2 separate regions of the Mus musculus genome follow, and region 1 is linked to region 2. The links are chromatin loops, found by intact Hi-C in ENCODE. Cell type or tissue: left cerebral cortex. All regions are shown on one strand. Each heading gives the region's core, and the rest is flanking DNA. Links, peaks and the distances in the headings are about the cores only.

Evidence for each region. Hi-C counts contacts between places; a loop is a spot of excess contacts. Peaks named below come from ENCODE experiments on the same cell type or tissue, not always from the same donor. Only the 100,000 strongest peaks of a DNase experiment are listed, where the experiment ranks them.
Region 1: it touches region 2 in a loop (2.5-fold over the local background); 2 of 42 quality-filtered maps call a loop at or near these places.

Annotation. Positions count from the first base shown.
Region 1 is chr16:34,524,072-34,539,242 of GRCm38, reverse strand. It overlaps a transcript of Kalrn not described here. Among named protein-coding and RNA genes, the nearest start is that of Kalrn, 18 kb to the right of the region's middle. In left cerebral cortex, for the core only: CTCF peaks have their summits at 7,552 (motif pointing left) and 9,018; DNase peaks (open chromatin) are centred at 3,862, 7,522 and 9,055; H3K27ac peaks cover 360 bases.
Region 2 is chr16:34,631,709-34,646,879 of GRCm38, reverse strand. No RefSeq gene overlaps it. Among named protein-coding and RNA genes, the nearest start is that of Ropn1, 12 kb to the left of the region's middle. In left cerebral cortex, for the core only: no CTCF peak of the experiment used is centred there; DNase peaks (open chromatin) are centred at 7,095 and 11,139; H3K27ac peaks cover 1,527 bases.

The DNA.
Region 1 (15,171 bases), core at 3,706-11,705, 110 kb after region 2:
TAAAGTTTGCAAGCATGGTCTGTATTTGACATCCATATCTCCCACATAGATGTGACCCCTGCCAGCCGGGGGCATTCTATAAATGTTAGAAGGAAGGGGCAGGACTTCATTAGTGTGACCTGGGTGTAATGCCAGGGATGCAGTACCGAAATGTGACTGTGATTTAGTAATGTAAAACCTAATTAAGGGCACTGAGCCCAGACTGGGGGACTATCACGTGCTGATTGGCAGGGGCACTTCTGAAAGGAAAGTTAAGGAAACAGAAGCTGGGAATGTCTGTTCAGGCTCTGCCCCAGGCTCCAGATTCTCTGGCAAGCCCAGCCTTATTGTTAGAGTAATTACATCAGCGGTTTGCTACCACTGAGCTGTGTGGACTTCTTTTGCCTTGATTCATACTTAAGAGTTCAACTTCCTGGTGATGGCTTGCTTGGCTTACCTGTGGCATCAGCCTACACTGCGCATGCTGGCCTGAGCACTGCAGGGCCACATGGATGCTGCATTTTGTTGTTGTTGACAATAAGTGCAACTTCTGGCTCATGAAACAGCCTTAGGACCTTGGTTAATTCAAGTCTTATCCAAGGATTGATCTGCCCCTCCAAAACAGTCTAGTTTTAATGTGCATACCCTTTACTTTGGTGGGTAATCAAAGAAAACGTCATTTGTGGAGACTCCTGGGAGCAATTAATGGCACAGTCCTAGGCAATGCTGCAGGCTTCCTACCTGTTGGCAGGCACACTTCACTCAAGAGCATTCACCATGAGGTTGCATTGAAGGGACTTCATAGCTGGCAAAATGATACATGAGTGGATCTAAACAAATACTGCGCAAGAAGGTGGTAAAAAGACAAGTGACTGCCAGTTACATTTTAGACAAAGAAGCCCTTTAAAGGCTGCATTCAGACCGAGAAAAAGCAAGAAAGGAACATATCTCTGTTTAGGAGATGCTAGTACTTAGTCATATTTATTGTCTGCTAGTTTGCACCAGTTACTGCAGCAAGGGTCTCTATGAGGATCCCCACAGTGGACTTCCAGAATGTGTCCTTCAAGCAGATAAACTTAACTATACCCCTGTGATAGTTGGCGATGTGATGTAACACAGAACTCTTTTGTTTCTGTCTTGTCCAACAGGGCATTGACCTCAAACCTAAAAGACAGAGAGACTTCAAGGTCCCATGGCACTAGGGGACAGCGATAGGAAGGAGGTGTGTAGCCATGGTGCTATAGGATAGCTATAGGAAGGAGGTGTGTAGCCTCTAGTTTTGAAGGAATGACTTGGATGAGTAGAGAGTGGGCCAAGGCTGAGAGATTGTTGCATGCCTACTATCGTGTGACAGTCACCCATCTTAGGAGCAGCATAAATTGAATAGGTAATAGGCATAGGTGTCTAGGGAACTTAGAGACAAAGGATGGTATATGTGAGGTCTCAACTCTCTGCTGCATGTAAAGACAGAGAAGCAATAACAACTTATTATAAAGAAATGGGCAAATCTACTCTTTTTGTTGTGTTAGAATCCTTGGTCAATAGCATCATATTGAGTTTCCTGGGAACAGCTTGATGTATAAAATCAGAGTTCCATGACCTGGATGGATGCTGTAGGTGAAGGGAGTAAAGATGGGCTTTACTGATGGATAGTCTCCCTGACAGTTTTCAAGAAGCTTTTGTTGTAGGATTGGCTCCCACTCTCCATGCATAGGTAGCTTCTATGGCTCATGATCACAAGGTGAGGGGACGGAGCCATCTGGAGAGGAGACTTTTGGAAATGTGACTCAGTGGGGAGGCCGTCACACTGAAACCCAGCTGCCTTTCCTATCAGTTCTTAGAGGACAAAGCGACCGTCCTGCCTTTGCTCCAGCCTGGAAGAGGGCAACTTATAGCTCCCATTCTTTGTCCTCCTACACAGCTCAGGGTTTGTTCACATGGTAGCAACCTTGTTTGATCACTAATTAGGCGCAGCGTTTTCCCCACCCTTTTAAAGCTGAGGTCAAATGTGGTCTATATAGTAGATCAGAGCTGGTTGATATGACCCGTAATACCTTTTAAATATATAATTTCTTCCTTTCTTTAATCTCCTTTTTTTATCCCCCCATTTATCATCTCTTGCTGCTTCTGGTCTCAATTACCACAATTTAAAGGTCAATTATCTTTAAAAAATTCATGAATATTAAACTTAAAAAATTTTTATTATAGCACATTGTCAATAATTTCCTAAAAGTACATATGAAGGACTCTCATGGATTCTAATTCACATATGTTTAGTTTTTCAAGAATTTGTGTTGTATAACATGTTTTGCCCTCATAAGCACCATGTTATCAGTTCTCCAAGTCGGTGATACTCAGCCTGTGGAGCTCGACCCCTTAAATTCACCAGACCCTTTCACAGAGTTCTTCTGAGACTACCAGAAAACAGAGGTCCTTACATAATGATCCGTAACAGTAGCAAAATTACAGTTATGAAGTAGCAACAGAAATAATTTTATGATTATTCCATGACATGAAGAAAGGTATTAATGAGTCGCGGCATTAGGAAGGTTGAGAACCACAGCTCTAAGTGGTTCATGTGCTTAGTAGGGCTCCTCTGAGTCCCTTCTCTGTCCGTTTGCCCGGTATGAAGATGAGGCTTCACTGGCTCCCTGTCTTATGAATGAACTGTATGGGCGCACTGCCAATGGCAAGCGTGAGTGACTTGGTAATCAGAGGTTACACATTTTGGGCATCAGCTCTGCAATTTCACCCTTGAATTCCTTCAGGACTCAGGCAGATGCCATATGGTCCTGGTGACTTATTTACAGCTCCCTTGTCAGGCAGGTTCCACTGGTTACAGGCTCAGCACCAGCTTCTCTCTTGCCTGATGTGGAGGGTAAGTCAAGAAGAACCCTTTATTCTCTAGGATATGCCTTGTACCATAGCGTCACCAACTGGCTCTGCCCTACCGTCTCCCTTTGATAGAATAAAAAGATCCCTGTATGGCACTGGACACCCTTAGTTTTATCTTTGGCCTGGTTAATTTCCGGAGTTGTTGTTCCATTTTTACATGCCATTTCTTCCTCCTCTGTCTCTTTGAAATGTCTACCTAGTCACACGGGGATGCTTTCCTCTTTGAGGGTCTGCTATTTTAGGCCTTGGCCTAACCCCATCTATCCTAGAATTCTGTATTTTAAAATAGCCTCCAGGTTACTGTGGACTTATGACATTATCAACATTTCTTTTTTTTTTTTCAATTTCTGCTTTACAACATCTCCATCTGTCTCTCTCTGAACCTTGACATTCGGGTTTAGGGTGCAGCTTGAGAAAGGTCTTGAGGTTAGGAGCAGGACAAGCTGAGGGAAGGAGCATCTTGAATCACCCCCAGAGGTCCTCTGATGATGTGGGGGGTGAGGCGGGGGGATACTGAATATGCTGTCTGGGTTAGGGTGAGTTCAGCTCTGAGGCTTGTCCTCTGGTAAGCTGTGTGTGTACCCTGGATGTCTCAAGCTGCCAGTCCTGAGGTGTGCTTCTCTGTGTGTACCATCATCTACATTCAGGGATCCTTCTAGCACCTCTACCCTCAAAGAGCCACAGAAGGAAGCCTTTGAGCATTCTGGCCCAACATGCTTCATGGATTAGGTCAAAATTCTGCAGGGCCAACTTAGAGAGAGGGGCTTCAGTGGCACAGGAAAAGCCAACTGGAGTCTCAGGGATAATTAGTCTAGATATCTTCTGAGATATCCAGACCGTGTCTGAGTGAGGACCTTGTGAAGCAAGGGCAGTGGGGTTGGGGAAGGGGTGGAGTCCCTTTCCAGGCTGAAGTTGACACCGATCAGAATCGGTTCCTGCTTCTGCAGCAAGTGCCTGCCCAGGGTTGTTAAGCTAATTGTTAAATTAGAGTGGCTGGGGAAACAAATTGCTTCATGATGGGGTTTCTCTGACTGTGCCCAAGGCTGATGTCATCTGGCCTTGCGCCTCCTTGGTGGGGTGTATGTCAGGGAGGGGGAGTGGGCAGGCTTGACACACTTGTGAGCGAATCCTTATCAGTTGTGGCAGAAGCCTGCAGCTCCACTGAGCAGCCTACATGCCCCGTTGTGGAGAATTCACCGTTAGCCCTCTGTACTTTAGTTTCTTGCCCCTCATTCCTGGGCCTTACTTTGCTGGCGTTTTAAATGATCTTCTCCAGGGGCTATGAACACAGATGCCTGTTGGGGACAGACCATAAGTGTACTGATTAAAATGGCCAATAATGGCTGGCCGGCTGGCCAGGTGGTGGTGGTGGTGGTGGTGGTGGTGGTGGTGGTGGTGGTGGTGGTGGTAGCACATGCCTTTAATCTTAGCACTCAGGGGGCAGAGGCATGCACAGGCAGATCTCTGAGTTTGAGGCCAGTCTGGTCTACAGAGTGAGTTCCAGGACACTGAGAAACCCGATCTTGAAAACAAAACAAAAACAACAAAATTAGAGAGAGAGAGAGAGAGAGAGAGAGAGAGAGAGAGAGAGGCGAGGCGAGGCGAGGCGAGGCGAGGCGAGGCGAGGCGAGGCGAGGAGAGGAGAGGAGAGGAGAGGAGAGGAGAGGAGAGGAGAGGAGAGGACTAAATGATGAGCAACCACCTTTAGGAGGGGAGGGGAGGGGTGGGGCACTCTATGCTAAACTAAAGGGTGGTGCCCTACCTGAGAGGAACAGTGGGTTCTAGCTGGTTTCACCTGATGCAGGACATGTAGGAATGTGGGGCCCAGCCAACTGTAGGTGCTTCTGGAAGGGCTGCAGAGACACTCTGTCTTTGTGAAGTGGCCAGGTTTTCAAGTATGGACGCTAATTCTATTAAAGTATATTATTATGCTGATGAAACAGTCTATTTGTGGATGAGTTTGACTTATGCATATCCAAGCTTGCAACTTTTTATTCTGGTCCAAACTCAGATTTTACAGATACAAAACAAAACAAAACAAAACAAAACCGAGATCCAGAGAGACAGAGCTTCTGGTCCAAGGTCAGGAAGTCAGTGAAGGAGAATTCCTTCCTCAGGCCCCTGACTAGGCATTGTCTCTGCTGGCTGTGTTGGCCAGGGGAGCATAGACATGAAATGTTCAGTGACATAATGTCCCCTGCCCCATTCCTGCTTCTCTGCTTTGGTGAGTTGATTGGAGACGGTTAGGGATGCTGAGAAGGGCCCTGAAGATAGAAAGAATGCTTAGGGAGAGGTGGGAATGGGGAAGAGCTGGCTTGAAGCTCCCAAGGATATAATTTATCTGCACGCCCCACTCCTCCCTCCTCTTCTCATGACAAGCTTCCATGTCGTGACACTCAGGAACACACTTTGGGATCACCCTTGATCGTCTCTACCCTTCCCCTGGAATTCCTCACTTCTGAACCCCCTTTCTAGCCCTGCTGCCATGTTCTCTGTTCACGAGTTTCAGGACACAACAATGAGACAATTGCAGTAGGCTTCAAGCCTGACTCCTCTGTCTGCTTTCTTCATTGTTGTCTGATTGATCTTTGTAAGTACAAGTTTGGGTCTCGGCATGTTCTCATTATGTGTGGTAGCAGTGCTTTAACCTAGCGTCCTAGATTCTCAAGTGCTGTGGTGTGGCTGCCCTGTTCATCAGCCTGGCTGCTTGGGCACCCAGCGCTACCAGGTGGAGGCTTGTGATATCTGGGGTAGTTTCCCTGACTTCGCTGAGCTTTTTAACTACTTTGGGAAGCTTTTACATAGGATTGTTTTGAGGAACAAATGTGATTATCTGTGTAAATCACTTGGCATGGCACACACAGTCACTCAACTAAAAGAGCAATTCAGGGACCTTGTAGCTATGACCACCATCATTACCTATCCCATACGTCAACCTCTTGCACATATCTATTGGTAATTTCTGGTTTTCTGTTCTCTAATATACACATTTGTTGTTGTTGCTGTTGTTTTGAGACTGAGTCTCAAACTAACCAACTTCAAATTCTAGGTCTCTGCATTTGACCTTGAACTCCTGGTCCCCTTGGTTCTCCTTTCCAAATCCTGGGATTACACATATGTAACCACCAAGCCCAACTTTGCTCTTGGGCATACTTTGATGCATGGTTGTTTGTGTTCTTGCCTTCATTTTCTTTCTCAGTTTGAGCTCTCTGAGAACGGGATGCAGGTTTGACCTCCCCTGTGCCACCCCGAGCTCTATAGACACTTGGGAAATGCTTGTCAAATGGATGTTGCTCTTGGCGGAATGGTACCATATTGATGATTTATTGATAACGCCTCTCTATAAGAGAGAGTCTCACTGGAGCTGGAGAGAGGACTCAGAGTTTAAGAGCACTATTCTTCTAGAGGACCTGGATTTGATCCCTACTTTCACATGGTGACTTACAACTGTAATTCCAGTTACAGAGGCTCTGATGTCCCATCTGCTCTGGCTTCTGTGGGTACTAAGCATGCACACAGTACACAGACATACAGGCAGACAAAATGCTTATACACATAAAAAATAGTTTCATGAATATGGGGGACTATTGTATTTGGGGACGCAGTTCAGGCCTTTGGATGCTGCATTGTAAGAGGGAAATGAAGTGTTTGTGGTAGAGTGGTGTTAGTTAGGGCAGATGCAGAAGTGTGACACGGGAGGTACAGAGTGTATGCCTGACACTTTGCGGAGGAACTGAACATGCTCTTAATAGCTCAAGGGCTCCTGGCAGAAGGACTGTTTGACCTGAGACTAGAACAGTCAATAGCACCTTGACTCAAGACCATGATTAACCATGATGTAACTGCTTTAAATGCTGGTTCAACAAATATTATTTATTTCTGTCCACTTACAAGCCCTATTCAAAATACTTCACGAATACCAGATTTGTCTGTCTCTGGTTGCCACTTGGACTAGGACTGTTGATTGTATGCAGAGTTTAAATGACATCACAGCAGAGAGCCAAGGCTAGAGTGGGGTAAAGCAGGGGCTTTATTCCTTTCTTTGGGGCTGGGGTAGGGAAGAATTCTCGTGTGCTTAGAAAATGGTAATGATGTACTTTCATGCTATCCGGGTGAGGTCCACTGTTTTTGTATGTTTCCTGCTTATTTTGTAGCTTCAGCTGTGGAGATGCTGGGCATGGGAGCTGGAAGCAGGAAATGGCCAGAATGCTTCTCTGACCATCCTGAAGGTTCTTTTCTTTGGGTCTGGCTGAAAGATTATGGTAATGGATGTGATGTGCAGCTGCAGAGGAAGCAAGGATTTTTTTTTTTTAAATCAAGAGGAATTCAGAGATCAAGAAGAACATGCAAAACCTAGGCGTGATGGTGTGTGCTGTAATCCTGGCACTTGGAAGGCTGAGGCAGGATATTCTCCAGAGTCTGAGACCAGCCTGGTTATAGAGTAAATTCTAGGTCAACCTAGGCTTACAAAGACTGTCTCAAAAAAAAAAAAAAGTATTGTTGTATACTGTTAGACATGTTTTTTAGTTATGCTTGCTTGTTCTTTTGAAGGAAGCTACTTTGGGACTTGTGTTCTCCCACACCCCCTTTTTTAACTGTTGGAAACTGTGCTCATTTATTTTTTGACCACACCTAACATATAGAACCCAGCGTCCAAGGCATCTGCTGCCACCTGCTGGCAGAGAATACCACTAGAGGGATTTGGAATCAAATGGGTACATACATTGAAAACCAATTCTGTCTCTGAATGGATCACAGAATATTAGAAATGTTAGAGATCTTTAAAAATTGTCTGGATTTATCTGGAATGAAACCAACATGCTTTTTTTTTAAAAAAAGTTCTCTTACTCTAATATTTACAATGATAGGAAACTCATGATTTCCCACTATTTTGTTACCATTCGTTCTTTCAGTTAAAATGCTTCTTTATTTGTAGATGCATATGTATCTCTCTGTATATGTGTATGTGTATACACACACACACACACATATAAATTTTGAAGGAAAATACCATTTTTATTTATTTGTTCTAGCATTTGCCTCTGGAAATTTCCATAATAAGTTAACTGCCTTAAAAAGGTTTACTGTGGCTTATCTCCATAGCCCTTCAAATATCTGAAGGGACCTGGTTGTACCCGCAGTCGTGTCTCGAGGTTAAACAGTGGCAGTGCTGTCAGTCAGGACAATGTCAAGCTTTCCAAATTCCTCATAGCCATTTGTTTCGTGATGTCGTACTGTTGGTGTCCCCACCTAATTGCATTGCTGAGATTGGCCCCAGCTCAGCTCTCCAGGTGTCATCAGTGTAGTGACACTCTGGTATTCAGGGTCTGTCCAGACTTCTGGGACACTCTCTGTACCATGAGGTAGCACTTTTGCTAGATTTCCATAGTGCTAAACTTTTGAATAATGGAAAGCCAATGAATTTGTATAATCTCCTATATTTTTAACTTTCCCCCTTTGGATAAAAGCAAGACTTGGAAAAATTGTAATTATACAATTACCAAAATGACTACATTCTGAATTTTAGATATTACTAGCAATGCCATAGTTCTCTCGCAGCGAATGGCCACCGAGGCTCTGTCTGGGAATAGGCTTCCGGTGATGGGGAAACCCTGTGGGCGTCACTGTGTATTTGTATATGGCTTATGCCTACCAGTCTGAGGTTACCATATCATGCTTTATATATCAACTTTTCTTCCTGAAACATGCTCTGAAAATATTCTGTGCGGTTATAGTTTTCTTGGTGTAAATATTCCACAATTGCTTCGGCAAGTCTAACATTGCATCCTCGAAGCCATCCTGCTCCTGAGAATGTTTGTCAGCCAGCGTGCGTGCGTCTTGTGTACAGTGTTTCACTAAGGTAGATGCAGAAGGTGAGAATGGCTTTCAGAGTGATGTGTGCGTCGCTTTAAAGGGTAGATCGCCAGACACAGAGTTTGCCCCTGTTGATTTTGTTCAGGTGTTCAGATTTGCCGAGAGTCTTATATCTTTGCCCGGTCATTTGTTATAGTATTGAGTCCACTATACCAGGTTTGTATTATCTGTCCATATTATAGGCATAATCTTTATCTGAGGAAATAACATTTTTAAAGAAGCTAAAGAAACACTTGAGGGGGCAGTGCTGTGGTATCTGTGGCCACCACCAGAGAGCCCTGTTCCACACAAAGTGTTTCTCGTAATAAAAGCCCTTGGGTCTTTTGCAATCATTTGCAGCGACTCCTCACAACTGTACCCATACTCAATTATCTACAAGAATATTTTGGAGGACATTTGCCATGGGCTTAGCAGAGATCCAGATACATGTTCTGCAGTATTCTCCTGTCCACTGTCGTCATGGAGTGAAGTCAGAACAGCACACATTGCCTTAGGGTGAGTGTCATTCAAAGTAGATCCTGGGTAACTATTCAATGAGCAGTGTGTTTATATACTTCCATGTACTTCCGTATAAGAATACACTCAGTCCCAAAGATACCAGAAGGAAATAGCTGTCTATTTTTGACTATTCTTCTCACCCATGTACTTCTTGTCTACTGTCTCCAAAGGAAGCTGGTGGCTGAGATATGGCTGGCTTCCTGATACACTCAAAGTTCTTGTTTCCAATGTCCAAATGCTGATACTACACCCAGGTATATTAGACTATTCACACAGACACACAGGCTGGCATTCATATGTTTGTGCAATGACATATAGTCATCCTCAAATGCTCCCACCATCTGAAAGAGGAAATAGGGTGTTCACTCAGCCACAGGCCTTGCTGGGTTACTCTGCATTACCTAGCAGAGGAGAGGGGATGATGGGCAGTACCCAGATCACTTTTGTCCATTGTCGGAACTTGTTACAATGTTCCGGACTGTCTTCAAACTCATCTGATGGTAGAACCTGAGTCCAGCAGGGTGATGTGCCCCATAGTTCCCATGCTCCCTAGGTTGTGTACCTCTACCCTTCTGGAAGTTGCCACACCTGGACTTCCACTGAAGAAAAGATAGAGTGTTCCTTTACTTTTAGGACAACTAAGATGGAAAACATAACTTTGAGTATCTATTGAAGGAAAAAGTTACTTCAGTTTTTCTGTTACTGGAAGTTAAGTTGCCTTTTTCCTTAACTGGGCTTAGGAAGTGTTTGGTGGCGTCTTGGCCAGGTATCCAGCTATTTAGGATTCCACAAGTGGTCTTATTTGGAGTGGAGTGGTGTCTGTTCTGTTTCAAAGGAGAAAAACAAAAGAAACAAGATTTAAAAACGGAGCAAAACCCAAACAGACAAAATTTCTTGCTATTTCTTTTTACTTAATTTAAACAAAATAAATAAAAAGAAAGCAAAGCCAAACAACTAGTAAACAAACCTAAACCTAAAAACAGGTAAGGCTTGCAAAATGGAAGAAGTGACACAGATGTGAACTGTTGTCCCTTTGCACTCTGCAGTGTCCTTCCTGAGCAGTGCATTATGGGAAGCCCTTGGTATGATGGCAGGCAATAGTGGGTGGGATGGAAGAGATTCAGTTTCTGCGTTGTTCACAGTCTGACAATCTGCAGAACTAGCCAGAGTTTCTCTTGGATAAGCTGGGCCCGTACTTGATAAATCACCTTATAAGGAAAAGGCCACCCTTTCTAACCCTCTCCTCCTTTCCCCCTCCCCCCTCAAACGTAGGGATGGCGAACAGAGTCAAGGTTTCAACTGCTTAGTTCAAGTTAAACAAACCCACCCTAGACAAACCTGCATTCCTCTCTCTCTGAAAGATTGTATCTGCTTGACCTCTTGCTTTGGTCTGGGCCATTCCACTCCTTCTTTTATTCTTTCCCCCCTAAAATAAACTCTTTAATTGCATATTTATATCTTATGTTTATCTATGGGATGAGTAATTGCCCAGGTCCATTCTCCTCTTAGTCTGGCTGTTGTTAAGGGGTTAGACTAAGTGCGTAGTCACTGCCCAGGACTCAACAAGGCCAGGGCCTTAGACTGTGGCTGTATTTGCACTACTTCAGGGTCTCCCTGAAGTCCCTGCACAGGGGCACTTTGAGTAGTCCAGGAACTGCTTTATGTAATAGGAGTAGGACCCCATCTGTATGGGGGGGTGGGACAGAACAGATGGAGGCCTGGGAAAGAAGATAAGAAGCAACATTGTCAGCTCAAGGTTGATACTGAAAATTAGGTTCCAAAGCTAGATACTTCCTGTCTCTTCCCATATCCCCAGCCTTGGTGCCCCAAGGATGTTCCAAGGCATGCTGAGTAAAGCAGGATTGTCTAGCTGTTCCATCCCGGTCAACCCCCTTTCACCTTGAGTTGCTGCTGCAAGGCAAACTGTTGATGCAGCTGAGAGCTTGTGATTAGCAGCCAGGGTATTCTGTTCCTTCTTGTATTCTCAGTCATGGTTCAGGATGTGATTCAGGGTAAGTGGCTACATAGTAAGTGCTTGCTGAACAAGGGAGAGCTGCTCTTCATTCACTCTCTATTTATCCTTTCAAAGATTTTTCTCAGCCAGAAATTTGACATAGGACAATGAACAGGAGTCGGTTGGACAGAAGGACACAGAGAGAGCTTAAATGTCATAGGGTCCTGTGGACGGCCAGTGTGTGGCCCAACTAAGTTGCCCGGAGAAGGTTTCCTGTGGGTCTAGAGAATTAGATGAAGGCAGAGTGGGAGCAGCCTTCCAAAGCCTGTGAAGAGCATATGTGATGGTCTAAAGGGAAGAGACAGCTTAGTGTGGAAAGTATAGGCTGGCAACACCATGGTGATCATCACTGTCTTATACTCATGTGTAGTACCTGCTGGGTGGGGTGTATTATTATATTTATTAACTTAGTTAGGTGTTACTAACATCCTCATTTTGCACAAAAATTGGAGGCACAGAAACGTGGAGTGATTTGATGGATATCACATGACTATGGGAGGTAGCTTTGACATAGGAGGGTGGTTGCCTCCAGAGTCTAGGTAGTGATAATGCATAAATCAGTCAGTCTCTCTGACTCTGTCTGTATGTCTCTCTGTCTCCTCCTTCTCTCTCTCTCTCTCTCTCTCTCTCTCTCTCTCTCTCTCTCTCTCTCTCTCTCCTCTCGTGTTTCTCTCTGTCTCCCCACCCCTCTCTGTACTCCCCCATAGGATCTTGGCATGCAATTAGATATGCCTAGGTTTTGGTGGTAGCAGTCAGCTTAGAGGATGTCTAGTTGACACTGACAGAGCCTCTGACATGTTCTAATTATTGAGTCTTTCTTTCCTTGCCTCAGTGGATGGCTTGGCTTTGTCTTGTTTCTTGTGAACAGACCTGGAGCTACAAGAATGGCTCCTATCTCTGAGTGGGGAGAAGAAGGGGAAATGTTTTAGGGGCCACAACTCAGGAGAGGGGCAACCTCTCCTAGATGTAGCCACTTGCAATGATTGCTGGGGCTGCACATCTTAAAGACTGGCTGGAGGAGAGTAGATGAGGTGATTGACAACTTTGTCCTAAGCAATTGGCCAGGAATAGAGATGGAAGGAAGGATGGATTCCGCCTTTTCTCTACCTTCCTCAGAACTGATGGTCCAACCCCAAGCTTCAGAGCCAAGGCATGGTGCCAGATCTTGCCCCCATGCCTTATAAATTTCTATCCTGTACCCAGGGCTTACAGTAACCACTTCCTCAGTAGTTGTGTGTCCCAGCAGCAAAACCAGTGTCTTTAGGGTTCTTCTCACTGCCCGTCACTGCCTGCTCTGATGAGGCACGTGAGCCACACATTGGTGTTCGGAAAAATTAATGTTTTCAAGATGCGCTCTGCACAGTCTTAGCACGTCTGTGCCTTTTTCTTTCACCAGCTGAAAGTAAAGAAGCATTCTTAGACAATTACTCCCCAAGGGAGCCCAAGGACTGGCTTTGTTTACTGAGTGTTTTTAGTTACGACACATGAAGGTCTGGGGATTTTTGGCTTTGAGTTTTTTTTTTTTTCTTTCTTTCTGTTTTTGGTTATAAAGATAGGGAAGATGAGTGGCTTCTCAACGGGGTCCTTGGAAATTCCAAGATTGTGAGAGGCATGTTCTTACGTGGGTATAGTTGTTGAGTCTGAGATAAAAAGCAGTAAAATATGACAGATGGAACTCAGGTTCAGGGCTTACCTCAGGCCAGCGTTGTACCCCAATGTTTGTGAGTTATCCATCTGCATCTGTTTGGAGCCACATCTACCCTGAGAGCCCCTTCTCTTCCCCTGGACTCCCTGCCTTCGAGGTGTCTGCTGAGAGATGCATTATGGGAGACGCAGTCATGATCAGTGATCATCTTCCGCTAGTCTGTGCCGCCTGCCACTTCTTGCAGCTTCCCACACTCCGAATATTCCAAGTGAATAGGGATGTGGGTTAGTCAAAGCCTGTAGCACAAGGCAGGGATGCTCCACTAGAGAGCGCACGGTATGACGCTCAGCACCTTATTTCTGACAGATGCCACAAAGGGACCACACTGCTCTGTCCTCATTGCCATCCCTGTGGCCTCAGAATTATTCTAATCCTGTATAGCAGTGGTTTCCAACCTGTGTGTCTTGACCCCTTATCCTTTCACAGGGGTCACATATCAGATATCCTACATATCAGATATTTACATTACAGTTTGTAACAGTAGCAAAATTACAGTTATAAAGTAGCAATGAAATAATTTGGTTGGGGCAGTCACCACAACACGAGGAATTGTATTAAAGGATTGCAGCATTAAGGAGGTTAAGAAACTTTGCTCTAGTCACTTCTTGGGTAGGACTGGGACCTGAGAAGAAACATTGCTCTCACTGACCAAACTCTCCTAAGATTTGTAAGCGGCAGATAAATGAATAGCCTGAGAGGAGCTGTGGCTCCTGCTGAAACTCTTTAAGTTCACAGAGTGCTCATCTGGATTCTTGTGGCAAGCCAAGGCTGTGGAGCAGAGCAGAGGGTGAAAGGCAAATGTCTGACATACCAGTGCGACTTCATCTAACAGCCACTGAGGTGGATAAGCCTGGTGGTGATTCCAAGTTGGGAGCTGTCTGAAACCATCTCACATTCTGTATCCTGTGAGTGGGAAGTGGAGAAGGAAACGGTTGCCTGGCCCCGAGGGAAAAAAGATCTGGATTTCTATTTTTGTCAGCCTGAAATGCTGTGAAAATTACCAGAGGAACAAATGGCTATGCTACAAAGTTACACCATGAAAGCATAGAAAGATCTCTGAGTGAATCCCCTACTCCTTAGGGATAGCTTCTCCTACCAGTTTGGTGAATTTTCTATCAGAGCTCTCTTGACACACACTGAAATATATACTCGTGTGTGTGTGTGTGTGTGTGTGTGTGTGTGTGTGTGTTCACAAAGTAGAATAATACAGATATCGCCATTTATTTTGCAAACCACATTTTTCCACACAGAATGGAGCATAGACATCCTTTCATGTTGCAACATATCAAACTGCTTGTCCTTGTTAAACATTTCTAAATATAATTATCATAGTTTATCTTAACTAATAATTTATTGTTAGTCATTTGGATTACTCTTCCTCTTTTTGCCTTTTTTTGGTTTACTGATTGAATATATTGCGGTGTGTATGGGTACTGATCTTGTAGTAGGTGAGGGTCTTAGAGGTAGAATTACTGGGCTGAGAGCTATGCATGCTAGAAATGTTAATAAGTTCTGCCAAGGTGATGTCTAAAAATCTTATATCAATTTACTCTCCAGCATGACTGTGGCTTTTTGCTTGTTTTGCCAAGCTGATGGGTAAAATGTGGCCTGGTTATTATTTTTATGTTGTGTTTTCCTAGTTACAGTTTTCCTCAGACATTTCCATTTCCATGTTTGTGAATTATCTGTTTATATATTTACTTATTTTTATACTTTATATTTTATACTTACTATTTTTTTCTAATGTTTTTAGCAGTTTCTTATAAGTTAAGAATATTTGTCCTTTGAATTATGTATTGATGCAAATGTGGCAAACATTTGTCTCTTGGATGCTATTTTGGCATTGCTCATGGTTTTAAAAGTTTACCTTCACTTTTGTCTTTGAGAACTTAAAATGTATGCAAATACAACACATTTACATTGTTAAAAATTCAATATATTTTAAGTATTTTTATATAACCCTCTTTCTATCTGCCAAGGCACTTTTCCAAGGTAACCATTAGCAGTAGGTCCTTGTGAATACTCCCAGTGTTTTGTTTTGTGAATATAAACAATCTAAATCTAGAGATCACTAATTTCTTTTTTTATTAGATATTTTCTTCATTTACATTTCAAATGCTATCCCCCAAAGCCCCCTATACCCTCCCTCTGCCCTGCTCCCCAATCCACCCACTCCTGCTTCCTGGCCCTGGCATTCCTCTGTACT
Region 2 (15,171 bases), core at 3,399-11,398:
CCTAGACCAAGTCCCTGTTTCTGTCCTTGCTCCTCTGTGGCTTCTAGCACCGTCCTTTGGGCACTGAAGACTGATGTCACTCCTGTCTCCTCAGGGTCTCCTACTTTACCCAGAGTAAAAGTCAAAGTGACCCACATAGCCTTTAGCTTCCCCACACCCGCTCGGTTCTCTCTTCTCAGCTGCCCCCAAACACTGGCCGTACTGCTTCTCAGAAAGGTGAGGCTCATCCCAGCTTTGGAATTACACTTGCACTTCCTCTGCCGGAGCACAATCTCTTCAGATCTCTACATGGCTAGGTCCTCAGCTCCTCAACCTGCATCCAAAAGTTACCTTCAGTTACCTTCATCTCTGACTCCTCCGTTTTAAAGGGAACACAGCCTTCCCTTCAAGTTCTCCCTTAGTTTACCCACACCAAATGGTATGATTTTAAAAAATTCACTTTATTAAATTTCTATTTCCTCCTACAGGAATATGTGGGACCTTTTGGCTTTGCTTTATTCGAGTTCTGTTTTGAGGCCCTAGCATAAGGCCGAATGCAAAACAGGCAGTATTAATATTCATTGACTTCATGAGACTCTCCTTTTCCCCCTTCCTCTACCATGTTCTCCCATCTCCTTCTTTCCAAGCAGATGTCCTGGAAAATGATAGTCCAGTGTTTGTTCAGCTGGTCTCACTCACTGGCCTGAGGAACTAAAGCTTTACCCAATCCCAGAAATGACCAAAGGGAGGAGGCCTACTGGTCTCCATGCTACTACCATCATAGCTGCATTTTATCTATCAACACGGTAGCCACGTGCTCAGAGAGGTCCCCACTCCTGTATGGCTCACCTTTTTCAGGTCTAGCATGTATTATTTTGTAGGAAGATGGGAGAGGGATTGGGTCACAGTGAGATTGAGATGGAGCTGATGATGGCTGAGTCCCAGTCAGGATCTTGGTCAGGTCTAGCCCACTTGTGATAAGTGCTACATTGACATCCATTTCCTGGCCTTACAGACAGAGACGCTAAGTCAAAAAGCCCCGAGTTTTAGCAATAAATTAAGATTCTTATGTCCCAGTTGACCCGTTGGCCATTGACTCAGACCTTGGGACAAAGAACTGATCAATGATTTGATTAAATTCCAAAATCAGACAGGGGATGCGAGGACTGAGCTCCCAGAGCCAGGCTGACTCCATGACAGGCTGCAAACTGACAGTTTGAGAGACTAGGCCCAAGTTTCTGTTTCTCAGAAATGAGAACTTGGATCAGGAATCCATGGTCAGTCAACCACAGCCCTGGGCAGCCAATCCAAGGACACCTTGTCAACTGGCCTGCAGTAAGAATAGGTAGGTAGAATAAGTAAGCCACCCCTGGAAGTCTCCAGAGCCTAACCAACTGTAGAATCAAGTCAGATTTCTAGAGAGAGAGCTAACTAACCAAGGTTAAAAAAAAAAAAAAAAAGGGCATACACCTCTCCCTGGAATTCCACCAACTAGCAATAGAAACTGGGCCTGCGAGTTCACTAGGGGGTCTCCATTCCCAAATGGAGAGACCCCTGCATGCAGTAGATTCAGCTGAATAAACACTCTTTGCTTTCACATACTACTTGAGTCTGGGGTATCATTCTTTGGCGATTCTTGGACCTTTGCATGGAGGACATCCATCCATCTTCTCAGAGTTGATGCACCCTGTGTACGTTAATGCCACTTAAGAAACATTCATGTTCTTTTCCAAGTTTAGCAATTTAAAACAGCACAGATTTATCAGCTCGTTTCCTAAGGTGCAGGAGTCTAGGGAAAGGCTATGGATCCTCTTTAAGACTCTTCCCAGACCACCAAGTGCCAGGCGTCTGTGATCTTAATTTGAGGCTTCCGGTCCTCTTCCTGCTCAATGGCTGTTGGCAGAATTTCATTTCTTGTGGTTATAGACCAGTTTTCTTGCCAGCTAGTAATGAGAGATTCATCTTAGTTCTGGAAGCCACCCTCAAATCTTAGGGACATGGTCTTCTTGCAGAAGTCACCACCTGGGTGGTTTTTGTCCCAGTCCATCAGAAGCATGTTCTGTTTCTTCTTGCCCTTTTTAAAAGGCTCACACGATTAAGTCAGGCCCACTGGAATGATCTTCCTTTTGGCTAACTCAAAGTCATCTGATGAGGGACCTTAATCACATTTACAAACTCCCTTCTGGCACATAAACTTAATCACGGGAGTGATGTTACAGTTTGTTCCTGAGTGCCTCCACACTCAAATGGATGACAGTGTGGTTGAGCATGTGTCACAGCCGGTAGAACTGTGACAGGGTCTGAGAATTCTGCCTACCGTAACATGCCTCATGGTAGGGTGACAAGAAGAGATCCATTATCTTTCTTCAGAGAACCAGGACCCTCAAGACAACAAACTCAGCCACCACGATTGGTCTTGGATGGCCCTTTCTTCTTCGTATCTCCTTGGGCAGCCTTTTTCTTGAGACCCTTCTAGAACAACTTAGGAAAATCAGAGTGAAGAGAGTCACCTGATCAGAATCCGCTTAAGGACCGGAAACTTGTCTGTCTGTGCATGTGTGTGTGTGTGTGTGTGTGTGCGCGCGCGCGCGCGTGTGCACACACGTGTGCTAACTACAACAGTGGGATGCAGGATACGGATGTGGCTCTTTGTATTTCTTTGCAGTTGAGCTGGTTTTCTAAAGAACCGCCCTGGCCTCTGTGTCACCTTTACTTACACTGGACCAGGCATAGCCTCAGCATATGGCTTAAGCAAGTGGGGCAGGAGCTGGACTTCAGCCACTGCCGTCCTTCAGAAGCTGCCTGCGTTTCCTGCCTCCAGACCTTCTATTTCTATCTCACATTATTCATCTTCTAAATATGCACAACACTCCCTCCCCCACCCCAGGAAAAGCCGAGAAGGAAGAAAAATAAACCGAAACACCCTCTTCAGCATTCTCTACCTCCCTCTGTAAGAACTCATAGCCTTCCTCATGGGCAGAGAGGGTTTTCCAGCCGTCTCTGTATAGATTATTCAAGTCTGCACCTTGGCCCCACCTCCCTCTTCAGATCTCAGTCCTGTGTCCAGTGTCCCAGATTCCTATGTCTGGGAAGAAGATGCACAGTCTGTCCTCAGGCCAGCCTCAGACAATTCTAGTGTGCCATTAAGGATCTATTATCTTGTTAGCCCATGACACACTAAAAAGTCACCCAACCTCCCTCCCTGTCCATAATAGAGTTTGGAGCGTTTCCTTTTCCTGCTGGTCCCTCTGCTCCACTCTGAGCTAAGCCTTTAGCGTCTCACATCTGCATTCACATCTCATGTCCAGTGCAACAGTTTTCTGAGCATGGTCCTTTTTTTCCTTCCCTGATGCTTCTCCACTGAGGGCAGTTTTGTGTCCCTCTGGGTAGTGTACGATCACATTTTTGGTTATCACAACTGGCTGTAAGTGGCTAATTAGCAAATAGTTGGCAGAGGTCACAAATGCTAATAATTGTCCTACAGAGCACAGGTTAGCTCCCCAAACAGAGTTATCAACTGGGTCAAAAAAGGAGAAACCATGATCTACGTCCCTTCCTCCACACCTCTTGATGCTACAGCCTGATTCTACTTAAGGAAATTAAGGAAATGTATTCTGTACATACATCTCTCTTTCTCTCTCTCTCTCTCTCTCTCTCTCTCTCTCTCTCTCTCTCTCTCTCCACACACACACACACACACACACACACACACACACATATATATATATATATGTATATATTCCATTTCCTATATTCGCAAAAGCTACCTCTGCCCAAGATAGCTTCCACGTAAGTAAATCTTTCCAATCTCTTAAAAGCCCATCCTGGAATCCCCATTCTACGCTTTGAGCTTGTTTCCTTTGTCCCTCTGAGATTGCTCTCTAGTTGTCTCTGTCTTGGCCTGTGCCTCAGGATTGTAGCTCCTAGGCTCTGATGGGCTTCCGTGTCTGGTAGTCTTGGCCTATGAAGAGAAATCAGCAGGTTTTGTTCCCTAGCTCTGAACCTGACACTCCCACCTTGCATGCCCAGCATCAGCTCCAATCTCGTGTCTCTTCTTCTACCTACTATTCACCTCTCTGTGCTTATATATTTATTTACTCTCAGACAGCTTTTTACTACACGGACTGGGCTGGCCTCACACATCATCATCATCATTATCTTCTTCTTCTTCTTCTTCTTCTTCTTCTTCTTCTTCTTCTTCTTCTTCTTCTTCTTCTTCTTCTTCTGGGGCGTCGAGTTTACAGGTATGAGTCTCCAAGTGACATGCAATTCTTATGGGTCCCCAGAAGCTTCCTCGGGGGTTGTAGTCCAGTGGTTTGGCCAATTGCTTGCCCTCTCAGGTCTAGGGACGGTAACACTTTCCCATAATTGCTGGTCCTTGGCCTTACCATTGCATTTGTCCTTAGTAAATATTTTCTTAGCTAAACTTTCTTTTAAGATGATTTTTTTAAATGTTTACTTTATCTGAATGTATATAATTTGCTTTGCATACATATAAATGCATGCTGGTATACCTTATGTGTACTTGGTTCTCGCAGAGGCCATACGAGGGTATTGGATTCCTTGGAACTGGAGTTATAGATACTTGTAATCCCGGTCCCATCCTGTGTCATTGCTGGGAACTAAACCTGGGACCCCTGGAAGAACAGCCAGTACCCTTAACCACTGAGCCATCTCTCCAGCTCAGCTAAACTTTCTTAAGTGTACCATCTGCTTCTTGCTGGATCTTCAGACTGTCACAGGAGAATTCTCTCCTGGCTCCTAATTCAGAGCTGGCTGCTGGGACCACTCCCTTGCTGTCTAGTGTGTATGCCCTGCAGCGTGGCGATCTATTTGTGGTGTCTACTATTTTCCGTGTTTCTACATTCTCTTGGCATAGTTCCACACTCAGCAAATGTTTACTAATGAAAAATATGAGTTTCCTGAGCAAAATATGTTTAAATGAATTTTTTGGTACCACATTTTTTTTTCTTTTTTTCTTTTTTTTTTTTTTTTTTTTTTTTTTTTTTTTTTTTTTTTTGAGGAGACCTAGCAAGTCCCAGGCCCTGTGATGTGAGGTTTGCTGTTCAGTTGCTTGGTTTCATGCAAGTTCATCCGTTGCCAGATGAAGTTTCTGTGTATTTGTTGCTGCTGAATATGGAATTCTCATTAAAATGGACGGTTTCTGGATCGTCTTTCTCCCTGGAAACCAGTCCCTTCTTGCTCTAAAACTCCTTGCAGCGGTATCTTACTGCTGGCCATGGAGAAATGTTCCACTTGCCCCCATGTCCAAAGCCTGGTGCCGTGCTGTGCCCTAGCACGTGTTTAATAAATGCCCCTTTGTCCCAGGATTCACTTCAGTTGGTTTTTATTTAAATATTTAATGAAGTGAAATTGGGTATAAGTGCCTCCTTAGGGAATCTTGGGAAAGTACAGGGATGTAATCAAATGGTTCGCAAATTGTACTTACTTATTTATAACCCTGATTTGAAAAGAAGGATCGGAGTTTTGAAAGGGGGCGTTCACATTTTACAAAAAGTGTCTCCTATGGAACGAGGTAGGGAATCGTTCCTAGGAGAAGCGGGATGTGCCAAGCCACTGTCTCGAGTTGCTCCTTCCGATCCGTCTGATGCGGTAATGGTTCTTTGTAGCGGTGATTAAAACAGCAATTCCTTCCGACGACTGCTAACTCTGCTGTGGAAGTATGAGTTCAACCCATGACTCTAGTTATTTTTACGGGGGGGGGGATCCTCTTAGGTTTTCGCTGTGTCTGAGTGCTAAGGGGAGGGGAGGGGAGGAGAGTGAAGGGGAGGGGTGGACCAAGTGGGTGTGGTTCATCCAATCCACCTGAATGATTTTACAGAAGATCTTGAAAACTCGGAAGCTGACACAGGCTAAGTGACCAGGCCATGCTATTTTTTGGGGGTGGGGGGGGTGGGGGTGGGGATGTTCTAGGCACTTTGCCCCGCACCAGCCTCCCTTCCATTGAGCCCTGATCTGCTCTCAGTGACTCCTGAAACAGGAGGTTATGGTCACAAGCAACATGAAGGAGTATTCTTTCTCTGAGAATACCCCAAGGATTGCTGCTTCTTTGTAACCTGTCCTGAGATCACACACACACACACACACACACACACACACACACACACACACACACACACAATGCTCTTCCATGGCTAGTGTTCCCTTTCCCACATAGTGGTGAGAGACGGGCCTTGCTCTTTTGCTCTTTTGCTGCTGGTTCGGATGTAGCAGCAGAAAGAAACACTTAAAAAAAAAAGTTTTTCTGATAATGAAAGTGACACTTTGTTGTGCAAATTTGGAAAATGCAAAAGGTTAAAGAGATTTAACAAAATATGCCCCCTCCCCTTAGACCTATCTCCCAGAACCAATTGCTGCTTTAAGGGACAATTTCCACTCTCAGGAGCCAGTCCTGGTCCCCATTGCTGGAACTCCCGTTTGATGCTTTCTCAGCTGAAAATGCCTGGATTCTACTGCAATGCTTCCTCCTCAAAGGCTCATAAGCTGCAGAGTCACTGAAAAGGGCAGGCTACAAAATGTCTATACAGTATGATCTTAATCGTGTAGAAATGCTCACTGATAATAGATTAAAGAACCAGGTTCTTATATCAACAGTGGTATTAGATGTCTTAGAAATGGAGACACTCTGGAGTGGGGGAGGGGGAGCATTTTGGGGGGTGGTAGCTTTTCATCAACATACAAACCTCCCACCAAAAGCAATTTCCTCATCTAGTAATAACGTTGCTCCTGTTAATCTCTTTAGAAGGAGGAGAGACCGTGACCTCTCCCTGACTAAACTTCTGGTCTCTGGAGATTGTTGTCCTTGTTCGTCTCTTCCTGTGCCCACTCAGGAAGAGTGATTTCTGCAGGCCTCAATTTGTATTCCATGCTAGCAGTGGGTTTTCCCAACTATCCTCCTGGGAACACGATTCTGTTCTCTACATAAAAGCAAAGATACAATTAAAGCTACGCATCAGAGAGCAATCAAGGGAACAACTCACATTACCATGGAGAGGATGCTACTGCATAAGGCAGTTCAGCAAACATTCTCTTCTGGCTGTTGCCCCAAATGCAGAAGAGACGCTCCTGGCTCTGCAGCCACCCGAGTGTGGCTCATCTCAAACGAACCAGTGTCTACACACACAATATGCTGTCTTCCTCAGGGGCCTGGTCCAGAGACTACCGTGTTTTCCTCAGTTCTTATCTGTGGCCTGTGTGCCAGGGAATCACCCCACTTTCCTTGAAGACAAGGGACATTTGTTGGCTTCTGTTTAGGATTCTCCCAGGTAGCCTTCCTCAGATGAACTTGGGTAGCTGGCTTCCCTGCAGCTGCTTGAGATGCTAATGCCTTGTGGTTTAGTCAGCAGTAGAAAGAGGAAACAGAGACGTTTGGATCCATGATCCATCTCAACAATTTCACGGAAAGGCTTGGAAAGTGTGAGTCTCTGAAATTGATAAAGGTTAAATGACCAGGGCCAAACTATGGTTTTTGTGGGCCCTACCCACTTTTGCCTTTGTGAACCTCTCTTCTATTAAAAATACAAAAAACGTGTGTTTTATAATTGTTGGCATAACGACAAATACATCATCTTACAGGAACCCAGGTTGATATTGGGCTTTTTCTAAAGTGTTGACCGTGAGCCTTGGATATGAGAATATTACGGGGCATATTAGGCTCTGCATTGCTGTGACGAAATAGCCAACAGAAAAACTTACGGGAGGAAACATTTATTTTTTTAAAATATTTTTTATTATTACATATTTTCCTCAATTACATTTAGAATGCTATCCCAAAAGTCCCCCATACCCTCCCCCCCACTTCCCTACCCACCCATTCCCATTTTTTGGCCCTGGCATTCCTCTGTACTGGGGCATATAAAGTTTGCGTGTCCAATGGCTCTCTCTTTCCAGTGATGGCCGACTAGGCCATCTTTTGATACATATGCAGCTAGAGTCAAGAGCTCCAGGGTACTGGTTAGTTCATAATATTGTTGCGCCTACAGGGTTGCAGATCTCTTTAGCTCCTTGGATACTTTCTCTAGCTCCTCCATTGGGGGCGCTGTGCTCCATCCAATAGCTGACTGTGAGCATCTACTTCTGTGTTTGCTAGGCCCTGGCCTAGTCTCACAAGAGACAGCTATATCAGGGTCCTTTCAGCAAAATCTTGCTAGTGTATGCAATGGTGTCATTGTTTGGAGGCTAATTATGGGATGGATCTCTGGATATGGCAGTCTCTAGATGGTCCATCTTTTTGTCTCAGCTCCAAACTTTGTCTCTGTAACTCCTTCCATGGGTGATTGTTTCCAATTCTAAGAAGGGGCAAAGTGTCCACACTTTGGTCTTCGTTCTTCTTCAGTTTCATGTGTTTTGCAAATTGTATCTTATATCTACTAAGTTTCTGGGCTAATATCCACTTATCAGTGAGTACATATCATTTGAGTTCTTTTGTGATTGTGTTACCTCACTCAGGATGATGCCCTCCAGGTCCATCCATTTGCCAGACAAAAAGGCCACCAATAGATTGGGAAAGGATCTTTACCTATCCTAAACCAGATAGGGGACTAATATCCAATATATATAAAGAACTCAAGAAGGTGGACTCCAGAAAATCAAATAACCCCATTAAAAATGGGGCTCAAAGCTAAACAAAGAATTCTCACCTGAGGAATACCGAATGGCTGAGAAGCACCTGAAAAAATGATCAGCATCCTTAATCATCAGAGAAATGCAAATCAAAACAACCCTGAGATTCCATCTCACACCAGTCAGAATGGCTAAGATCAAAATTTCAGGTGACAGCAGATGCTGGCAAGGATGTGGAGAAAGAGGAACACTCCTCCATTGTTGGTGGAATTGCAAGCTTGTACAACCACTCTGGAAATCAGTCTGGTGGTTCCTCAGAAAATTGGACATAGTACTACCGGAGGATCCCGCAATACCTCTCCTGGGCATATATCCAGAAGATGTCCCAACCAGTAAGAAGGACACATGCTCCACTATGTTCATAGCAGCCTTATTTATAATAGCCAGAGCTGGAAAGAACCCAGATGCCCCTCAACAGAGGAATGGATACAAAAAATGTGGTACATTTACACAATGGAGTACTACTCAGCTATTAAAAAGAATGAATTTAGGAAACATTTATTTTAGTTCATGGTTTCAAAGGGTGAACTGTGGTTAGCTTGAATCTGTGTTTCTTGGCCTCATTGTGGCAAGGGTGAACATGACAGCAGTGTGTGTGTGTGTATGTGTGAGCAAGGGGAAACTATTGACCTCATTGTGGACAGGAAGCAAAAAGAGGACAAGGCAAGATTGTGCATTTCAAAAACATAGCTCTTCTTATTTCCTCCAGCCAAGCTTTGCCTTCTACAGTTTCCAGAACCTTCCATGATAGTGCTGCAGACCACACATTTCACATATCTACCCACTGAGAATATTCATAATGCAAATAAATGGTTCAGATAGTAGTTTAATTCGAGAAAGAATTGTTTGAGCACTTTATATGTGCCACACAGAGAAGAACCAGCCGAGGACAGAGGACATGGCAGATATTACCAGCATGTGTTGTTCCCTGACATTGTGCTCAAAGGCTGGAGGTCCTCCCTGGGCTTTTGACATGAGAGCTGACACTGGATAAAGTTCAGCCGGATCTGCTTTACCCCTGATTCATAGTATAAAGAGTTGTTCGCCTGCTCCAGTCCCAGTTTTACACACATCCAATGGACACGATAACACTCACTGCAGAGGTCGTGGAACAAATTTCATCATCCAGGCAAAGCACGTCGCTTAAAGTGGAAGTTACTCTGCACCCGTTCTTTCTTCCTTTAGACTGTAAAAGTTTTGAAGGAGAAAATTAGCCGAAATTTTTGTTGTAACATGAACTTGGCTTTTAATTTTAAAATGTGACTTTGAACACATGCTTCACTTTGTAGATTAACTACAGTTTTCAATAGCAGCACACCAACTCAGTTTATGACTTATTATTTAGTATACCAGTATTCAGTATTCATCAGATCATCCGACAAATATTCTGTGTGTGTGTGTGTGTGTGCATGTATAAGCATATAGATGTATGTGTGTGTGATATACATGTAAATCCAGGCTGTTGTCCCTTGACCTTCATCCGTCTTGGTTTTGTGAGGTCTCATTGGTCTAGAACTAACTGAATAGACTAGGTTAGCTGGCCAGGAAGTTCCAGGGTCAGCTTGACCTTACCTGTCCAGGGCTGTGACTACAAACACCTGCCAGCATATGTTTGTTCTCTTCCTCCTCCTTCTCCTCCTCCTCCTCCTTCTCCTCCTTCTCTTCCTCCTCCTCCTCTTTCTCCTCCTTACTTCTCCTCTCCCTCCCCTCTTCTTTCTCCTCCTTCTTCTCCTCTTCCATCTTCTTTTTAATGCGGACTCTGGGGAATTGAATTTAGATCTTCCTTGCAAGCTTAGCACTTTACTGACTAAGCTATTATCCTAGCTCTCAACAAATGTTTTTGTAAGAATCTTTCATGAGGGCTCAGGAGACAGATCAGTGAGTAAAACACTTGCCACACAACTATGAGGATAGGAATTTGGATCCCTAGCTTGGGTATAAATACTGTTTGTATTACCAATTGCAAGGTGGAGACAGGACATGCCCAGAGCAAGCTAGTACCTACCCTAGCTGAGCCACTGTCCTCTCAGTTCAGGTAAGAGACCCTGCCATGGCGTAAACGGTGTAGAAAGATAGAGGAAGATACCCACCATCAACCTCTGGCCTCCATGCCTGCACACACACATTTGAATGACCTACTCACGTGAGCATTCACACAGATGTATAAACATACATGCATAACACATGTATATGTATGCAGAAGAAGGCCCTTTCATGGAGTAGTCAATGTGTGCTTGGGAAATTAAAAAAAAAAAAAAAACACCTTTAATATTAGCTTGGTCCTGACATGATCAGGAAAGGAAATCCACCAAGGAAGGAAACCTTGTGTGAAAGGAGTTTCCAGGACAGTGAGAGAAGGACAGGGAGGCATGAATGCCTCAGAGATGCTTTCATAAATCCTGGCAGAGGGAAGAAACTCTGACATACCTGGCTACAGAGAGTCCTGAGAGCTGAACTCGCCTCTTACTCTTGAATTGCATTTATTCTGGGAACCACACAGAGTGCTGTGTCAATCTGCTACGAGGGAGGCAGAATTATAAATAGAAAATGTGCTGAAAATAGGAAATAAGATGAAAGATGGCATTTGGGGCTTTCACGGCTTCTCCCCCCCCCCCCAGGAGAGAGGGGAAAGCCACAGTTTGGGTGGAGATTAGGATTCAGGAGTCACTGTTTGAAGAGAGGGAAGAGGTGGAAAGAGGTGGAGAATGAGGGGTGGGAGGGTCAGATGGTCCCTGGGGCAGAGGAGGGGAGACCATAGCGAAACACTAGGTTAAAGGGGGAGGATCCCCCCCCAGGGCGAGAGAAACTAAACTGGAAATAGCAAGATAGTGCTAACAGTGGCAGTGAAAGACTGGTCAGACAAAGTAGGATGCAGTCCTCAGATGCAGTCCCAGGGAGATAGATGCTCAGTCAATCAAGTCCTTGCTTTGCAAGCAGATAGACTTGAATTCAATCCCTAGGATCCATACAAAATAAGGCAGGGATGATGGAGTGTACACGTGGTCCAACTACATGGTGGAGATAGGAGGCCCCTGGGGCTGAAGAGAGAGAGTTCTGGTGGGAGAGTTTTTAGAACTGGAGGAGCATCCAAGATAGTATTATTACCCATTGGGGTGCACCATGTGAAGGTTGTCTTTGCATTATTCAGTTGTTAATTCTGTACTGGCTGAGAGCTGAGTACTGACCAGAGTTTGGTGTTGTTATTCATATGGTTTACCACCTGCCTCGGTATTTTGTAAATAGACAGCTTTCTCACTCACTGATTGGTTTAACCAGGAGTTGATGGACAATAGTAGGCAGGAAAGGGAAAGTGGGACTTCTGGCTGAGAGGGTGTCCCTAAGGAGGAAAAGCAGAGGCAGGAAGTAGAACAGAGAAGTTGCATGGATGTTGGTGGGAGGGACTTACTGGGAGAGAGGTAACTGGTCACTTGGCCAGACGAAAACTAGTATAGTCAGGTTAATTAGGTTAGATGACCTAGCTGGGAGGTAGCCCAAGCTAGGCCTAAGCTACGTAATAAAATTAGTAAGTCTCTGTATCATTATTCAGAGATTGGCAGGTCCAAGAAGTCCAGCAATTATCACATTTAACTAGACTTTTGACCTTGAGTAACTTGGCTGGCTCAGGTCTATAAACTGGGTTTGGATATAGACTCTACCACAAACTTCTAGTTTGTTTGTTATTTTTCTTTTTGCAGGGCTGGGGATTGAACCCAGGTCTCTACCATTGAGTCATCATCATAGTCCTTCCTGTTAGATACAGATCAATTTATTTCCTTTATATAGATCTCATTTTCCTTATCCATACAGTGTGAGGCAACTGCCTGCTATAAAATCCGCCTTCATAATTGTATGAATATGTAGAGTGGGCAAGAATAGTGACTCCTAATTTGGTCTATATATAGCACCCAGCTCTCATGGAGACCAACCTGTTTAACTGCTGGTGGTGGATGGCTTTAAGTCCTCTTCTAGCCAGAACAGCCCTTCTTTCCTTAAAGCAGAGATTCAGTCCTCCTACCTTCTCTCTGTATTGCAGGGGTGCTGAGTTTGAGTCTGTAGAGACTGAGAGCAGGAGCTACCCACCCATAGAGATGCTAAATAGGCCTACAGATGACATAAAGTGAAATGCTACACAGCTCTCTGCTTAGGCCATGTTATATACCTTGTCATTTTGTAAGTAGAAAGAATAGGTAGAACTTTCAGCAGGGTTCTGTTTGGTCTCAAAGCATCAAAGGCTTTTTTTTTTTTTTTTTAATGTAGCCAAGTCCCTTGGTTTGACTGATAAATGTCTTCTAAAGATAGTCTCCTAAAGATAGTCTCAGGCATTTGAACATTTGGTTTCCTGTTGATGGTGATGTTTGGGCAGATTAGGAGGTGTGGCCTTACTGGAGATAGTATGTCACTAGGGGTGGGCTTTGAAAGTCTAAATCCCTGAGCTACTTCCAGTCCACCCCCCCAACCCCCTGCTTTCTGCTTTTGTCATTGTGCCTGCCACCCAATGTCATGCCTCCACAGGAGGACGGGCTCTTATCCTTCTGAAACCATAAGATGTCTTGATGTTTTATGACACCAACGACATGTCACTGATATGTCCAGGTTGTCCTGAAGCTCCTCATGCAGCCCAAGCAGATGGTCAGATCTATGGCAGCCCTCTTACCTCAGCTGCCCCAGTACTCAGATAACTGGAGTGTGCCTCATTCCCAACACAACAAATCAGGACCACAGAACAGCTCACTGAGCTCTCAACACTCAATGGCTTTTCTAGCCTAAAGTTCCAAAATCTTTCCATAATCCTTCCAAAACAATACAGTCAGCAATATCCCACTCCTGGTATCAATTTCTGTCCTTGTTAGGGTTACTATTGCTGTGATGAAACACAATGACAAAAAACAAGTTGGGGAGGGGAGGGGAGGGGAGGGGAGGGTTTATTTGGATTATACATCCACATCATAGTCCATCATTGAATGAAATCCAGTCAGGAACTCAAGCAGAGCAGAACCTGGAGCCAGCAGCTGATACAGAGGCCATGAAGGGGTTCTGCTTGCTGATTTGACCCTCATGGCTTGCTTGGTCTGAGTTTTTATAGAATCCAGGGATGGTACCACCCACAATGGTCCCAGTAAACCACTAATTAAGAATAGGTTTGCCTGTAGCCCAGTCTTATGGAGGTATTTTCTCAACTGAGGTTACCTCCTCTCTGGTGTCTCTAGCTTGTGTCAAGCTGACATAAAACCAGTCAGCACACCATCTCTTTTGTTATCATAGGCCAGTCACTTACACTGTGGTAGGAACAGGTCCATCAAATTATTTCCCATTTTAGCATATTCCCATTTAGATGAGAACTTTAGTTAAAATTGAGGGGATAGCATAAACCGCAGTTTCTGATCCCCCTACAATATAACTTTGGTACTTGCCACACAGACCTAGAACACAAGGAGACTCAACCTGTTTCAAAAAAATTTTTATGAACTTATTATTATAAGAATGCAAATAAATAAAAATACTGGGCACCCAAATTAACCGGGCTCAAAGTCTATAGGACTTAATGAATTCTACATAGTTAGAATAGGCATTCCGAACAGAAGCTGTGGAGGCTCACATTGAATTTTACACTTTAAATATCAACTACATTTTATGCACTTATCCACCACCCAAACCAAAAAACTCATGACAGAATTAGAACTAGAGAAACAGTTCACTTTCTATCCTCTTTCATAACTTGTGGCTATTACTTACAGTCAGTCCTTCTTTATGCCTTTTTATTTAGTTATTCTTGTTTTCTTTTCTTCATGTTACAATGCACCCACATGTGTGTTTGTTTACACAGGTACACATATTCTTGGCCAGATTCTGTATATGAGAAAGAACATGATTTTTTTTTTCTTTCTGAATTTGTATGGCTTTGCTTAGTGTTATATATCCTGAGTCCATACCTTTTTATTTGACTGAACAACTGATTCACACACACACACACACACACACACACACACACACACACACACACACACACACACACAAGTGACTTTGTGTGTGTTTTTAATGACCATGTGCTTTTCGGCAGTAGGTAGACCAGTAGATTTGAAATGCCCATGTTATTGATTTCCAGAACCTATTAATGTGTTTCCTGACACAGCAAAGGGGAATTGGGGTAACTAGTCAGCTGATTTCCAGATACAGAGGTCATTCTGGATTATCCAGGTCAAATGTAATGAGGTTCTGAAAGCTAGAAGAGGAGGAGGAGGAAGAGAGGTTGAGAATCAGAGATGTGAGGAAGGCTGGACCTAGCCTGGCTGGTGTCGAAGATGGAAGAAGGCAGCCAGCTGTGGAACATGAGTGGTCTCCTGGAGCTGAGACAGATAAGAAAACAGGCTCTCCCTTAAGGCCATAACAGAAGAACACAGAGTTGCAACACTTGGATGTTTTTTCAGTAAGATGCATTGTACTTTACACCTGCATGAATACAGGCTGATGGGTTTATACTACTTTAAGCCACCAAGTCTGTGCTAATTTGTTGCAGAAGCAATATGGAACAGATACACCAGGGAATACTAA